5 separate regions of the Homo sapiens genome follow, and regions 2, 3, 4 and 5 are each linked to region 1. The links are chromatin contacts, found by Hi-C or POLR2A ChIA-PET in ENCODE. All regions are on one chromosome and are shown on one strand. The core of a region is the stretch at or near the end of the contact, and the rest is flanking DNA. Distances in the headings are between cores, read along the strand shown. Region 1 holds the start of CAND1 (cullin associated and neddylation dissociated 1). Region 2 overlaps RASSF3 (Ras association domain family member 3). Region 3 holds the start of FRS2 (fibroblast growth factor receptor substrate 2). Region 4 overlaps LEMD3 (LEM domain containing 3). Region 5 overlaps LEMD3 (LEM domain containing 3).

Region 1 (2,557 bases), core at 23-2,522:
CAACAGTACCGATCTCCTGAACAGAACTGCTGTAATAAAGCTTCATATTCACCAGGTCCGTATTAAACATCTCTTCCTTTTGAAGATCCGTCTGCTATGATTAAGATCCAGCAATCCACCCCTTTGGCAGTGATTTTGGATATGAGGACATGAGACTGAAACCCCGAGTTCCTAAGTTGGTTTTACCTGACAAGAGGAACTGACAGTGATGCTGGCGGGAAAACCCTATGAGCGAAGTTTCCTCCATCCTGGCTCCCCTCCCCCTTCTTCCCACCTTCACGAAAATTAATAATCCACAAAAGAACTATGTATCAGCCAAGAGCGCAAAAGTTCATCATTCCACCTGAATGCAGCAAGGCCCACGCGCACCTGCGGGCAGAGAGGAGGCTGCCGGGTCCCCGAGTGGGCAGCAGCTTGGGCCCCAGCGAGCAAGGCGGCCTAGCGCCGCAGGATGGCAAGCGAATAGGCCCGGCGCCCGGTCTCCCGGCCTAGAGCAACTCCCTTCTCCACAATGGTGGGTGGTTTAGCCCCTTCGCGCTACCTGAGACGCAAGAATCGCCTCCTGGTGGGGCAGGGAAGGATGTGGGGGCGCTGAGACAAGCAAACGGGGCCTAGAGACCGCGGCGGGCAACTGCCTAGGAGAAAGAATGGGGGGAGGGGGTTGCAAGAGGGGAGAGGAAAGGGGCTCCGCAGGGATCGGGAGGCCAGCGGACCGGTGGGCTGGAGACTTCGGGGCAGAGAAGCTACCGGCTACGGCCGAAGGGGTGGGGCAAGGCCTGCGTGACGGCCAGGGCCGCGGCTGCGAGAACCCCGAGGTGGGGTGAGGGTCGGATCTCGGCCTCACCTAAAGTCCTTGTCGCTGGATGTCATTTTTTCCAGCAAATTGGAAATGTGGTACGAGGCGCTCGCCATGTTGACGGCCTCGATCCCGCCTGCTGGCGCTGCTGGAGCTGCTGCCCGCTGCCGCTGCCGCCGCCGCCGCCGCCACTGGAGCTCCTCCTCTCGCTCGCGGCGGCTCCCGCTTCCAGGGTCGCAGCGCGACGCCGACGCTGACTAGGGAGGCGCCTCGACGGGCTGCCCCCTCCCTGGCGAGGCGTGGGCCTGTCCCGGGGTAAGCCGAGGCTACAGAGCCAGCCTAACGACGGCGCTGTTCGCGTGAGAACGAGCTCATGGGCGGCGGGGCGTACAGAAGGGCCTCTACGGGGAGCCAGACACTTCCACTCAGGGCCGTCTCGCTCCCACTCGCTCCGCACTCGCTCCCTAGGGCAAAAGGCCAAAGCCCGCCTCCTTCGCTCCGGGGGCGGGGGCGGCAGACGCGGGCGCTACGGAAAGCTAAGGTCAGAGTTCACGGAGGCCTCCCCACGCACGCTGTGGAGAAGAGAGTTAAAAAACAATTCGGTTGGCTGAAGCCTGTGTCAGTTTTCATGTGACCCGCCTTTTGGAGGCATGACAACACAAAAAAAAGGGGCTGTTCTCGCGAGACTCTAAAGCGACGGTTAAGGGACAGGGGACGAGTGGAGCAAGTGGGCCTTAATCTGAAAATAACTTGATTGTTTAATGACATTAAGAGAAAAAGATTACGAGCTTTGAGAAGGAGGAAGCCTGGGAGTAACGACAGTTAAGGAGTTAGCTTGCGGAACCAACATAAGAATTTATAACAGGGAGGTGTCGTTTGGGATCAGACGCGTGGCCTGCATTGCCGTAGCCACCGTGGTGTAATGTTGCCACGTAAAAACCACAAATCCCAGAATTCAGTCGGGTGATACACTGGCTCAGAATGTGATTGGCTGCGGGAACTAGTAGCTTCCTCATTGGCTCCCGTGGAAGGAGTGAATGCTGGGATTTGCAGTCTGATGGGGGAGCCGTGCTGGGTAAAAACCTTAGAATCGTCGCGCACTCCGTTTCTGCCGCGGATTCTTATATTCTCCAATACAGGCTTTTTCTGTTATGCAGTATTTGCAGAGCAGGCTGCTGCAGTTTGGCCAGGCGCATTGCGGATCAGTTGGTGTTCTTGCCAGAGGCCTAGCAGCAGCTTCCTAGCGCTACTACTTGCACCTCCCAAGGCAGCTGAGCCTCCCCACTTCTCTGGCCAGACACACTCCTACCGTGCATCGTAGAACCACCTCTCTGACGCCAGCAGGACCTTAGTAAGAGTAATGGGTATGCGACAGATGGCTGTAGTCAGGCCCTACTGATTTCAAAATAGCTAAAAGACTATCTCTGTAGTTAGCTTTTGTGGCCTTGATGGACCTGCAGCTGTGTATTGCTCCCTCAGACGTACAAATTCGTGGAGATGAGTTATGAAAGTATTTAGTATCCAAGTTTTTCATCTGCTTAATATTTGGGATTTTAAACACAAGTTTTGCCAGCTAGGGGTCAACATCCCTGAAAGTGTTAGGGATGGAGCTAGCTGACAGGCCTTTCTAAAAGAACAGAGAGCCTGGTGAAGAGATGAAAAATCAATCTCACTTGATACTCCTGTTAAAAACAACAACAAACCTTTAAATAGCTCTCTACTAACACATAACTCAAATCCGATCAAATCTACCTGACCTTT
Region 2 (2,557 bases), core at 20-2,519, 2.7 Mb after region 1:
ATAAGGATTCAAATTTGTCAGTATAGTATTCCTCAAAAAATTAAAAACAGAATTACCATATGATTCTATAGCAACTGTTACTTATGGGTATATATCGCAAAAAGTTTTAAGAGGGGTCTTTAAGAGATATTTGTACACCCCTGTTCACAGCATCATTATTCACATGAGCCAAAAGGTGGAAGCAATCCTAATGTCTATGGAAGAATCAATGGATAAACAAAAAGTGATATATACATACAATGGATATATTATTCAGCCTTTAAAAGGAAGGAAATTCTGACACATACTCCAACATGAATAAATCTTGATGACATCAAGCTAAGTAAACTAAGCCAGTTACAAAAAAACAATTACTACACAAATTCACTTATCTAGACTAGTCAGACGAACCTATATACGCCCCCCATGAAGGCAGGTTTCAATCTGTTTCGTTCACCACCAAATCTCTAGCACTTAGTCTAGCATCATTGTGAATATTCAATACTTGAAAAATGAATTCAGAAAACTACACACACACACACACACACACAGTCAACCTGCACTAATTTCTTTTTTTTTTTTTTTTGATATAAAGTCTCACTCTGTTGCCCAAGCTGGAGTGCAGTGGCGCAATCTCGGCTCACCACAACCTCCACCTCCCAGGTTCAAGCGATTCTCCTGTCTCAGCCTACCGAGTAGCTGGGAGTACAGGCATGCACCACCATGCCTGCCTAATTTTTGTATTTTTAGTAGAGACGGGGTTTCACTATATTGGCCAGGTTAGTCTTGAACTCCCGACCTCGTGATCCGCCCGCCTTGGCCTCCCAATGTGCTGGGATTACAGGCGTGAGCCACCACGCCTGGCAACCTGCACTAATTTTAAGTGAACTCTTTGCTGACTATATTCTAAGTCCGTTAACTCCAAGATCTTCTAAATCCATCCTTCTGGTCTCCAATTCCCAAACTCACCCTTTTTCCTCCTCTAATTATCTCACCTTGTTTAGCATCTGGAAAAAGAACCAAGTGAGGCAATATATAATTAGTAAATTATTCTTAGCTGACTGAATCATGTAGCAGCAGTTAGCAATTACAGTCCACAAAATGCAAAATATTAAGCTTGCTCCTTTAATACTCTATGAAACATGAGCCCTCTTCTGTCCTTAAACTGAAGGCAGAGTTGCACCGAGAATGCCATTAGGTCAGTTTTATCTTATTGGCTCATGTGGAAAAAAAAAAGGGAAGTTCCCCACACAAAAGTTTCACAACCCCAAAATGCTGGTATGTGTGTCCCTGGATAGGCTGAGAAGAAACTATCCCCAACAGTAAAGGGCAAGTTCCCCTTCACAAAGAAAAATCTTCCCAACACACCAGGCTGGTACCCCCACATCCATCCATCTGCAGCCACCAAGACAATGGAGATTCAAACCTCTGGCAAGGGCTGCCAGCCCTGCTTCAGCAAACAGCATTGTTCAACAAAAATATCATGCGAGCCACATGCATAATTTTAAGTTTTCCATAGCCATGCTAAAAAATAAGTAACATTAAATTTACTTAACTCAAATATTATCGAATATTATCATTTCAACATGTAATTGCAATTTTTTAATTATCATATTTTACATTCTTTCTTTTTTTTTATTATTATACTTTAAGTTTTAGGGTACATTTCTAATCTTCAAAATCCAGTGTGTATTTTTCACAGCAATCTCAATCAGACTAGCCACGTTTCGATTGCTTAAAAACTACATGTAGCTAGTGACTACTGTATTGTACAGCACAGTTTTAGAATGGTCACTTCTATCTCAGAATATATTTTCTGATTTGTTACTTAAGTTTTTACATATATTTCAAATACTCATCATTTTTTATGGGTTCTGACATCCTTCCTAGAGCATTATCTGGCCCTCTCCATTTAAAAAAAACAAAAACAAAAACAAAAGGCCGGGCGTGGTGGCTCACGCCTGTAATCCCAGCACTTTGGGAGGCCAAGGAGGGCAGATCATGAGGTCAGGAGTTTGAGACCAGTCTGGCCAACATGGTATAACCCCGTCTCTACTTTAAAAATACAAAAATTAGCCGGGGATGGTGGCATGCCCCTGTAATCCCAGCTACTTGGGAGGCTGAGGCAGGAGAATTGCTTGAACCCAGGAGGTGGAGGTTGCAGTGAGCCGAGATCACGCCACTGCACTCCAGCCTGGGCAACAGATCAAGACTTGTCTCAAAAAAAATAAAAATAAAATTAAGCAAACAAAAGCTATTTGACAACACTACTGATAGCCAAACCAGAACTACCTGTTTAAACTATTAAGAAAAACCTGGAATACTCAGGAGGCTAAGGCAGGAGGATCATGTGGGCCCAGGAGTTCGAGGCTATAGGGCACTATTATCATGCCTGTGAATAACAATTGCATTTTAGCTTGGGCAACATAGCAAGATCCCATCTCTTTAAAAATGAAAAAAGAAAAGAAAAAAGAGACCTGGAAAATAAACCAAATTTGATTTGGTTAATTTTGGTTAACATTTTGGTGAATTAACCAGTTTGGTTAACGCTGGTTGAAGTTATTTAAAAAACATTTTC
Region 3 (2,557 bases), core at 31-2,530, 2.2 Mb before region 1:
TTTCCTACAAACCTTTCAGCAGTAAAGTTTACTACCTAAAATCTGTTCACTAAACCTACCTACATCACTTTCTCCCCTAGGAAATCCTCAGTTTATCCGAAGTAAACACTTCATGGAATAAGTTTAAACAAAACATCTCTGCCCACCTGTGTGAAACTCTGCATTGCAGCAACAATTTTAACAGTGTAAGGAATCTCTCAAGAAAATCCAAGAACAATTTTTCCTTAAGAAAAATGACAGTTCCAAATATGAAGGTAAACAAACTTTGGGAGAAAGGATATAACTGTCCAACTCTTTAAAATCAATTCGTACAGCCTCTGAATGAACTCATCATACAACTGTGACATCAGATAGCCAAAAGAATTAAGAGTGTAGATTAGAGAAAAGCATCTTTTTTTTTTTAGTATGTCTGCAAAAAAAGGCGGGGGAGGGGGTGTCTAAACTACTGATTTTCCTTAAGCAAGTTTTTTCTTTAAGTTTACTTCAACAACAGCTTCAGCAAGCTTTCAAGTGAGTAAAGATGATACAGAGCATGCTGGTGCCACAGCGACCTACGTATCCAGGACCGGTTCCGAGCCCAGTCCAAATCGATCCCGGACAACCCTGAAGCAAATCTGGATGAAAAGCCCTGCAAAAGATCCCTGGCATGTACAGGCAGCGCCCCACCCTGGAGGGAAAAGACGACACCCCTGGGACCCGGGTTAATTACTGACCCCAGGACAGACCCAGAGGAGGCGAAAAGTCGGGAACTGGAGCCCAAGATTGAGTCTGGTGTCCAGCTACTACCCCAGGCCGGACACAGAATACCAAACTAGGGAGCGGCGAGGTTTGGGGCAGCACACATGAGGGGGGTCGGACGGACGAACAGAGGCCCAGCCCATCCCCACTCTCGAGTCCCAACAGCAACAACAGCTCTGGGAACCCCCTCCCTGGCTCCGCCCCGCCCACCCCATGGACCCACAGCCAGCTCTTCCCGTCCCGCTGGCCCGGAGAAGTCCGCGGCGGTCGACAATCCCCTTCCCCGGACGCCGGCAGCCGAGCCCTCAGCCCGGATCCCGAAGCGGGCAGCGGGGGCACGAGAACGCCAGCTCCGACGCGGGCCCGCGGCCGTCCCAGTCCGTTTCCCTAGCCACTCACCGTCCGCCCAGGTGCTGAGAGGGAGCAGGGCGCGGGTCGGCGGGCGCGAACCCCCAGACTCCGACCCGCGCTGGAGCCCCTACTTGGAGCAGATCGAGTCTCAGCCGCTGTGCCTACAAGGCCTCTCTCCGGCCCGAATCTTGGAAAAGCACTTCCGGGGGAGCGGGGGAGGGAAGGGTTTTGGCACCGGAACTGCTCTCAGCCCGGAGCTGCCAGGGCCTCCAGGGCGGGGCGGGGCCTCTCTCGCCGGGCGCCCACAGATCAGCCTCTGGGCTCCTAACTAACCCTTTCCGCCCCGCGCCTCCTCGATTCCCCGGCTACTGCTGCACCCTTTGCTTTAACTGCTGTTTGAGTTGTTTTACTCCAGCCAGCTAATTTTACAAATAAGGAAACCGAGGCTCGGAGAATTAGGTGCAAGAATCCAGTGCCTACACCCGGCCTCCCGACTCCCTTCAGTGTACTCTACGCTCCAATCTGCCTCCTTTAAAAAATAATGATAATAGTTAACATTTATTGAACGCTTACTACGTGGTAGGCACTGTATTAAGTCCCTTCGGGTGCATTAACTTATTTAATCATCCCCAAACTCCTTGGGGTTGGTGCTATTATCTACGTCTTGCAGGGGAGAAAAACGGTCAAAGATACCAAACCCAATCTCACAAATGTTGGTTGATTTTAATTCACGTGTGTATAAATCTCATCTACCTATACCAAGATTTTGAAATTATTTAAAAACAGGGCTCAAACTATATTCCTATATTCTGTCATCACTGGTGACTTCAACAGAGGCGAGAGCTGGGGTTGGGGGGTTGGGGGGGTTGGGGTGGGGATCTGGAATCTTTTTGCTTGTCTCCTTTTATTTACTTTTATTTTTTCACCCTGGCAAGTTATAAAATCATCTCTGCATTGTAGGAATCCAAAATGATAATGCATGATAAACATTTCAGAATGTCTGGCATTGGATAAAAGTTAACGATTCTTATACCTCATCAGCAATAGGCAATAGAAAAGATTAGTTAAGGAAATAAGAAAGAGTAGGGGTTGGCCGGGCGCGGTGGCTCACGCCTGTAATCCCAGCACTTTGGGAGGCCGAGGCGGGTGGATCATGAGGTCAGGAGATCGAGACCATCCTGGCTAACAAGGTGAAACCCCGTCTCTACTAAAAATACAAAAAATTAGCCGGGCGCGGTGGCGGGCGCCTGTAGTCCCAGCTACTCGGGAGGCTGAGGCAGGAGAATGGCGTGAACCCGGGAAGCGGAGCTTGCAGTGAGCCGAGATTGCGCCACTGCAGTCCGCAGTCCGGCCTGGGCGACAGAGCGAGACTCCGTCTCAAAAAAAAAAAAAAAAAAAAAAAGAAAGAGTAGGGGTTTTTACAACTGGAAAAATACAGGTGCTTGTGAAGCTCCATGCAGTGATAATA
Region 4 (2,557 bases), core at 19-2,518, 2.1 Mb after region 1:
GTTGAAAGAGTTATGATGTATAGAAAGGAAGGGGTTGCAGAGACCTAGGTTTTTATCATGCAGATGAAGCCTCCAAGTAGCAAGCTTTAGAGAGAATAGACTGTATATGTTTCCTATCAGACCTAGGGTCTGTGTTGACATTAATACTAGAGAGGTATAAATGAGACGTGTCCAACCCCAACATAAATGAGGCATGTTCAACCCCCACTTCCCATCATGGCCTGAAGCAGTCTTTCAGGTTAAATGTTAGGGTGCCCTAGCCAAGGAGGAAGTCCATTCAGATGGTTGCAGGGGGCCTTCGAATTTTATTTTTGGTTTGCAGTAAGTTACTTGCATAAGTTCAATAAAAATCTGTTCTCTTTGTAACAAGTTATAACTGGAAACACTGGTTATAATACCAAGGCTTTTGACCGGAAAGTCATATTTGAAAATGTACATAGAGCTGGATATGGCCAGTTTTAAAGAACTAAGGTTTACTTTATGAAGCCATGAAAGCCCCTTGGAAAAAACTAGTGTGGTACGAGGCTTTAAGGGTTTCCTGGCCTTAAGAGTTGAGTAAGGCAGGCCCAGTAACTTTAAAAATATTTTGAGGACCTTGAGAAGAGAGGAATTCATCCAAATCTATAGGTATTACGGGCAAAGTCTACTGGTAAGTCTTCAGCATGGCTTCATAGCCTAGAGAGGCTTTTAAAAGTCTAATCTGAGATGCCTTTAAAAATTCCAGCAAAGCAGATTTAAAGAGAGCCTATATGGTCCATCACTACTCTCGCTGCACGTATGTGAACTATCAAGCCAAGTTTAATGAGACTAGACCTATTTTGCAAACAAATTAGTCTTATTGTGATTATCTTTGATAGAAATGGGAGCAGCTGTAGAGAGAAAAATTATGTTTCAGTAGAAAACTACAGGGCACCCTTGTGCATATCAGATTCTAGTCCTGTTCATTGTCCTTGACATTGTATCTATAAACTGCTTGGTTTCTGACGCCCTACAGGCGGGTACTGGGCAACACTCATCCCTGCTGATGAATGGGCCACTCAGGGAGTTCACCAAAATGCCCATTGCCATAACCAGAAACATTCAAACTGCAAACCAGGGAAATATGCTTTGAGCTCAAATCTAGAAACCTTGACCAACTGCCCTCCGGACACAGAGAGTGAGTTTATGGTTTGTTCTAGCCATCAACCTTTTTATTTTACTTGGTTCTGTTCATGGAGGCCTTGGCTAAAGAGCATACACCAGTCCTTTGATGACAGTAGTCCCTCCTCCCTCCTTATGGCAGTTTCACTTTCTGCAGTTTCAGTTACCCCTGGTCAACCATGGACCAAAAATAGATGAGTACAGTAAATAAGATATTTTGAGAGAGACCATATTCGCATAACTTTTATTAGTATATTGCTACAATTCTATCATTGGGTTATTGTTTTAATCTCTTAACTGTGCCTAATTTATAAATTAAACTTTATCATAAGTATGTATTACAGGAAAAACATAGTATATATAGGGTTTGATAGTATCCATTTTCAGGCATCCACTGCAGGAGTAATGGGAGTCTTGAAACATACTGCCTGTGGGTAAGAAAGAACTACTATTATCCTCCTGATAGTGCCCATTGTCATCTCCCTGGTGCACTGTATTCTTTCTAGTGTCTTAAATGAATGTTTGCAGCCATCAGCAATATGCCAAATGGTCTCACTGCAATTAGAGCAACAAAAATAAGATGAACAAGAAAGGAATACTTCTTCCATGAGCCTGACATCATGACTTTTGTATTCCATACTGAGACCAAGTAAGTCACTATAATGGTGACAGAAAGTGTCAACAATGCTCAAAGTTTTAGTCAAGCACTCAAGATGGAGAGGCTGACAAAAGGAGAAAATTGTTAAAGCAAGTAAGGAGGAAGCCATTAGCCTGAAGATTTTCTCTGTGAACAGAACTCCTCTGTAAGCAAACCAAAACCCAATCCCGTGTAAACAGTAAAACAAAACTTAAGCATACCCAATCAGAAACCACCAACTAACTTCTAACTAGGGCCTTTCCACTTATGTTTTGTCTTACTTCCACATTCAGCCTATAAAAGCTCACTGCCCATCACTGCTTTGGAGAGGAGTTCTCTGGATCCCTTCCGGTTCTAAGTATTGCCCAATTCATAAATCATCCTTTGCTCAAATAAACTGTTTAATTTATTCTGCCTAAAGTTTACTAGGCTATCTCTCCCCGCCTTCAGCTGCTCTCAGTTTCCATGTAGCTTATATAGTGTACTTCAACCCTGCAGTATGATTTTAATGTTTAAAATGTATAATGTTCCCTAATCCTTTATCCAATATTAAAAGAGTCTTTATACTATACTGGAGGGGGAAAAAAAACTGGCCTTTTTTAGACACCCTACTGTAGACTCTAAATGCTGAATTTTGCTTTATTCTCTGATTTCAAAAACCTAACTTCAAAAAACTTGATTCATAAAATTTGAATCTGCCAGAAAACAGTTTTCTGGACCAAGTCAGTAAGATTGATCCTTAACACCATTTTAAATAAACAGTGAAAGCATCTTCAAATT
Region 5 (2,557 bases), core at 18-2,517, 2.1 Mb after region 1:
ACCTATTGTTTAAGACTAAAATAACTTTAAAATTACTTTTTTTTAGTTGATAGTCATTCTCATGCTTTTATCATATAAAACATGACACAAAATTATCAGTATTATGATCGTTTACTTACTTGTATTTTTCCAAATGTTTCACCAAAGGGGTTTTCTACTATCAAGGAAGGAAAAAAAGACAAGTATTAGCATCACTTACGAATTAAAATCCCCCAAACAAACTCTCTGAAATGCCAGCATGTACTTTGCTAAAACTGGATATAAATATGTGAACCAAATGTAAACAAACTGGTGATAATAAAGGTTAGGGAAGTAATTTTTCAGACTTATACTTATCATTCTCACTTTGAATTAGTGGTTTTCCTCACAATCATTGAGATCAGGTGCTCTGGTATCACAGAAGCTGAGTTCAAGTCCCAGCTCCACCTCTACCACTTATTAGTAATGTCTCTTTGAACTAACATCTAATTAGCTACTCTAAATTGTAGTTTCTTCTTTAAAGGAGTATGGATAACAATGATACCTACCTTATACAGTTGTTGTCAGGATTAAATGAGATAAACAAGATAAAATGTTTGACACAGTGTCAAGCACTTAATATGTACTCAATACACACTATCCATTATTATTACTGCTAATGACTATATCATTTGTTTCTACCTTAATTTGATTTCTCTTCATAATATAGACTAAGAAGCAGTTAACTACTGAAAGAAATCTACAAGATGCTTTAAAACTGAATAATTCATTTAGAATTCTGACTTCTAATGATTTTTTAAAAATCCACCTTCCTAATCCTTGCCAACATCTGAAAAAGTGGCAAGAAAAAAAAATACAGATCAAAGTAACTAAGAATTAAGTCTCAGTATTAAGCAATTCCAAATTTACAATAAAATATTACATAATAAGGAAAGGATTTACCACTTTCCATCCAACCCCTATGCCCCTCCTTCATTCACCTCTAAATTAAGATACAAAAATGTTTACGGCTGAATATGTAGCACCTCTCAGGGTTTTTATTCAGAGTCTTCTCCTTATCATTTTGTTTATTTTGATATTACATACGAAAATATTCAAAGCTTTCAGATACCTGTAAACTTTTATATTTTATATAGACTATATATCTATATAATCCAGGCCACAACTAAGACTAACTAAGACTAACTGATCTTACAAAGTAGTTCACACTGACCAGGTTTCCTTTCTGAGATGCTTTTCTATTTTTATTTGAGAAAACAGGAAGTCCCATAGGAACCAGGAACTGCCTGATTCTAAGAAAGTTCATGTGAGACCAGCTTAACAAGGTACAATAAAAGAGCAAGGAAAAAAAAATGTATCCTGTTATCATCATAAGGGATTTTGCTAATGGATTTTTAAACGACATTTCTCTATACATCAAAAGGGTTTTAATGTTGGGAAAGAAAATGTTTTGAAAGATATTACAGAAAATCAAAAGTACTCAAAAGGGGAATAGGGAGAAGAAATAATATAGCTTCAAGATTAAATAAAATGTTAAGGATCAGAACACATGGACTAAAAAGATACCCTTTTTAATAATATTAATTTTTCAATATAAACATTGAACAGCTATATTTAGCTCAACGTACTACCAAAAAAATGCCTTGTCATTTGGCCAAACAAATGACAATAAATTAGCCAAACAATACAAAGTGTAAAAGGTGTTTTATTTGCTCTTTATAAGAACAATTCTTAAAAATATAAGTGTGCAGTTCCAAAAACAAGTTTTAATGTCTATGAAAAAAAGCTATGCTAGTATTGCTTTTTTGATTATACACAAAATTACTTTTTGTCAAGACTATCAAATGGAAAATCAGCTCTGTGAGTAGCTCCATAAAAGCATAACTGTAAATTATCAATGTTCACCACACTGCTCTACTGTGGGCTTCTCAAGACAGGGAGCGTGTGTTATACACATGTGCATGCCCAGAACCAAGCATAGTACTAGATATATAGTTAGTGCTTGAAAAATGCTTGTTGTGCTATCTCGGCACTCTTCTTTATTTCACTTTGTGTGTTAACACTGAAGCAAAAGTGTTCAATTTTGCAGGATGCTGGAGGAGGGTATGTTCTGAGCTACTAAAAAGGGAGAGGGATAGGGTAACAGAGAAAGCTGAAGAGGGGGAAAACAATTTTGCTGAAAATATTGCTCTACCCCTAGTATCCTTCTAGATTTCTGCCTCTTGCCTTGTAGTCTAAAATACCTGGAGTATAACATACCTAAAAAAGCCAAGAGTATACTTTCTGCCCAACAAAACTTCGTTAAAATTTTTTTCCCCAAATGCTCATGATAATTGCCACCTATTAAATGAACAGAGACCTATTAACAACAGCAGAAGTAAAACATATCCTTGGGGTTAAGTTTTTACAAGAAAACACCAACCAAAAACAGCAACTCTAACAAATTAAAAGCCCTCAAAGTTTTCAAAGTATCTTTATACATTTTTTCTTTCCCCAAATCATTTCAGTATTTCTAAAAACACACCAATATCTTCTATCACATCCAAATTACCTAGTCTTTAATGGAAACAACATATAC

Evidence for each region. A loop is a pair of places that touch in the nucleus more often than their neighbours do. ChIA-PET counts read pairs that join two places held with the same protein, here RNA polymerase II (POLR2A). Pooled maps may share reads with other maps.
Region 2: a pooled map shows a loop between it and region 1 (4-fold over the local background). The contact joins the enhancer-like site here to the promoter of CAND1 in region 1. A Hi-C loop is called at or near these places in 1 of 168 maps with a recorded cell type or tissue (B cell), 4 of 37 single-sample maps with no recorded cell type and 6 of 50 pooled maps.
Region 3: a map of CD8-positive, alpha-beta T cell shows a loop between it and region 1 (26-fold over the local background). The contact joins the promoter of FRS2 here to the promoter of CAND1 in region 1. A Hi-C loop is called at or near these places in 3 of 168 maps with a recorded cell type or tissue (B cell, CD8-positive, alpha-beta T cell and Right ventricle myocardium inferior) and 11 of 50 pooled maps. POLR2A ChIA-PET finds 5 or more read pairs at or near these places in 2 of 52 experiments (CD4-positive, alpha-beta T cell and activated T-cell).
Region 4: a pooled map shows a loop between it and region 1 (2.6-fold over the local background). The contact joins the enhancer-like site here to the promoter of CAND1 in region 1. A Hi-C loop is called at or near these places in 3 of 50 pooled maps.
Region 5: a loop to region 1 is called in a pooled map, with 7 times the contacts of the local background. The contact joins the enhancer-like site here to the promoter of CAND1 in region 1. A Hi-C loop is called at or near these places in 2 of 50 pooled maps.

Annotation. Positions count from the first base shown.
Region 1 is chr12:67,268,073-67,270,629 of GRCh38, reverse strand. CAND1 (cullin associated and neddylation dissociated 1) reads right to left here and starts at 1,272. Exons shown (of 15, transcript NM_018448.5): 1 at 845-1,272. The coding sequence starts at 912. RefSeq lists enhancers at 506-1,157, 1,437-1,696, 1,837-2,136.
Region 2 is chr12:64,617,988-64,620,544 of GRCh38, reverse strand. All of the region lies in intron 1 of RASSF3 (Ras association domain family member 3), which reads right to left. Among named protein-coding and RNA genes, the nearest start is that of MIR548C, 3.2 kb to the left of the region's middle. Within about 2 kb of position 1,269, at least 7 of the 41 ENCODE cell types and tissues checked have a DNase peak (open chromatin) inside an H3K27ac peak, as active enhancers do; they include B cell, where a contact is called at or near this core.
Region 3 is chr12:69,469,111-69,471,667 of GRCh38, reverse strand. It overlaps FRS2 (fibroblast growth factor receptor substrate 2), which reads right to left and starts at 1,280. Exons shown (of 9, transcript NM_001278356.2): 1 at 1,138-1,280. RefSeq lists enhancers at 887-936, 1,108-1,609.
Region 4 is chr12:65,187,967-65,190,523 of GRCh38, reverse strand. All of the region lies in intron 1 of LEMD3 (LEM domain containing 3), which reads right to left. Among named protein-coding and RNA genes, the nearest start is that of LEMD3, 20 kb to the right of the region's middle. Within about 2 kb of position 1,268, at least 3 of the 41 ENCODE cell types and tissues checked have a DNase peak (open chromatin) inside an H3K27ac peak, as active enhancers do.
Region 5 is chr12:65,208,526-65,211,082 of GRCh38, reverse strand. It overlaps LEMD3 (LEM domain containing 3), which reads right to left. Exons shown (of 13, transcript NM_014319.5): 2 at 120-157. Among named protein-coding and RNA genes, the nearest start is that of LEMD3, 40 kb to the right of the region's middle. Within about 2 kb of position 1,267, at least 2 of the 41 ENCODE cell types and tissues checked have a DNase peak (open chromatin) inside an H3K27ac peak, as active enhancers do.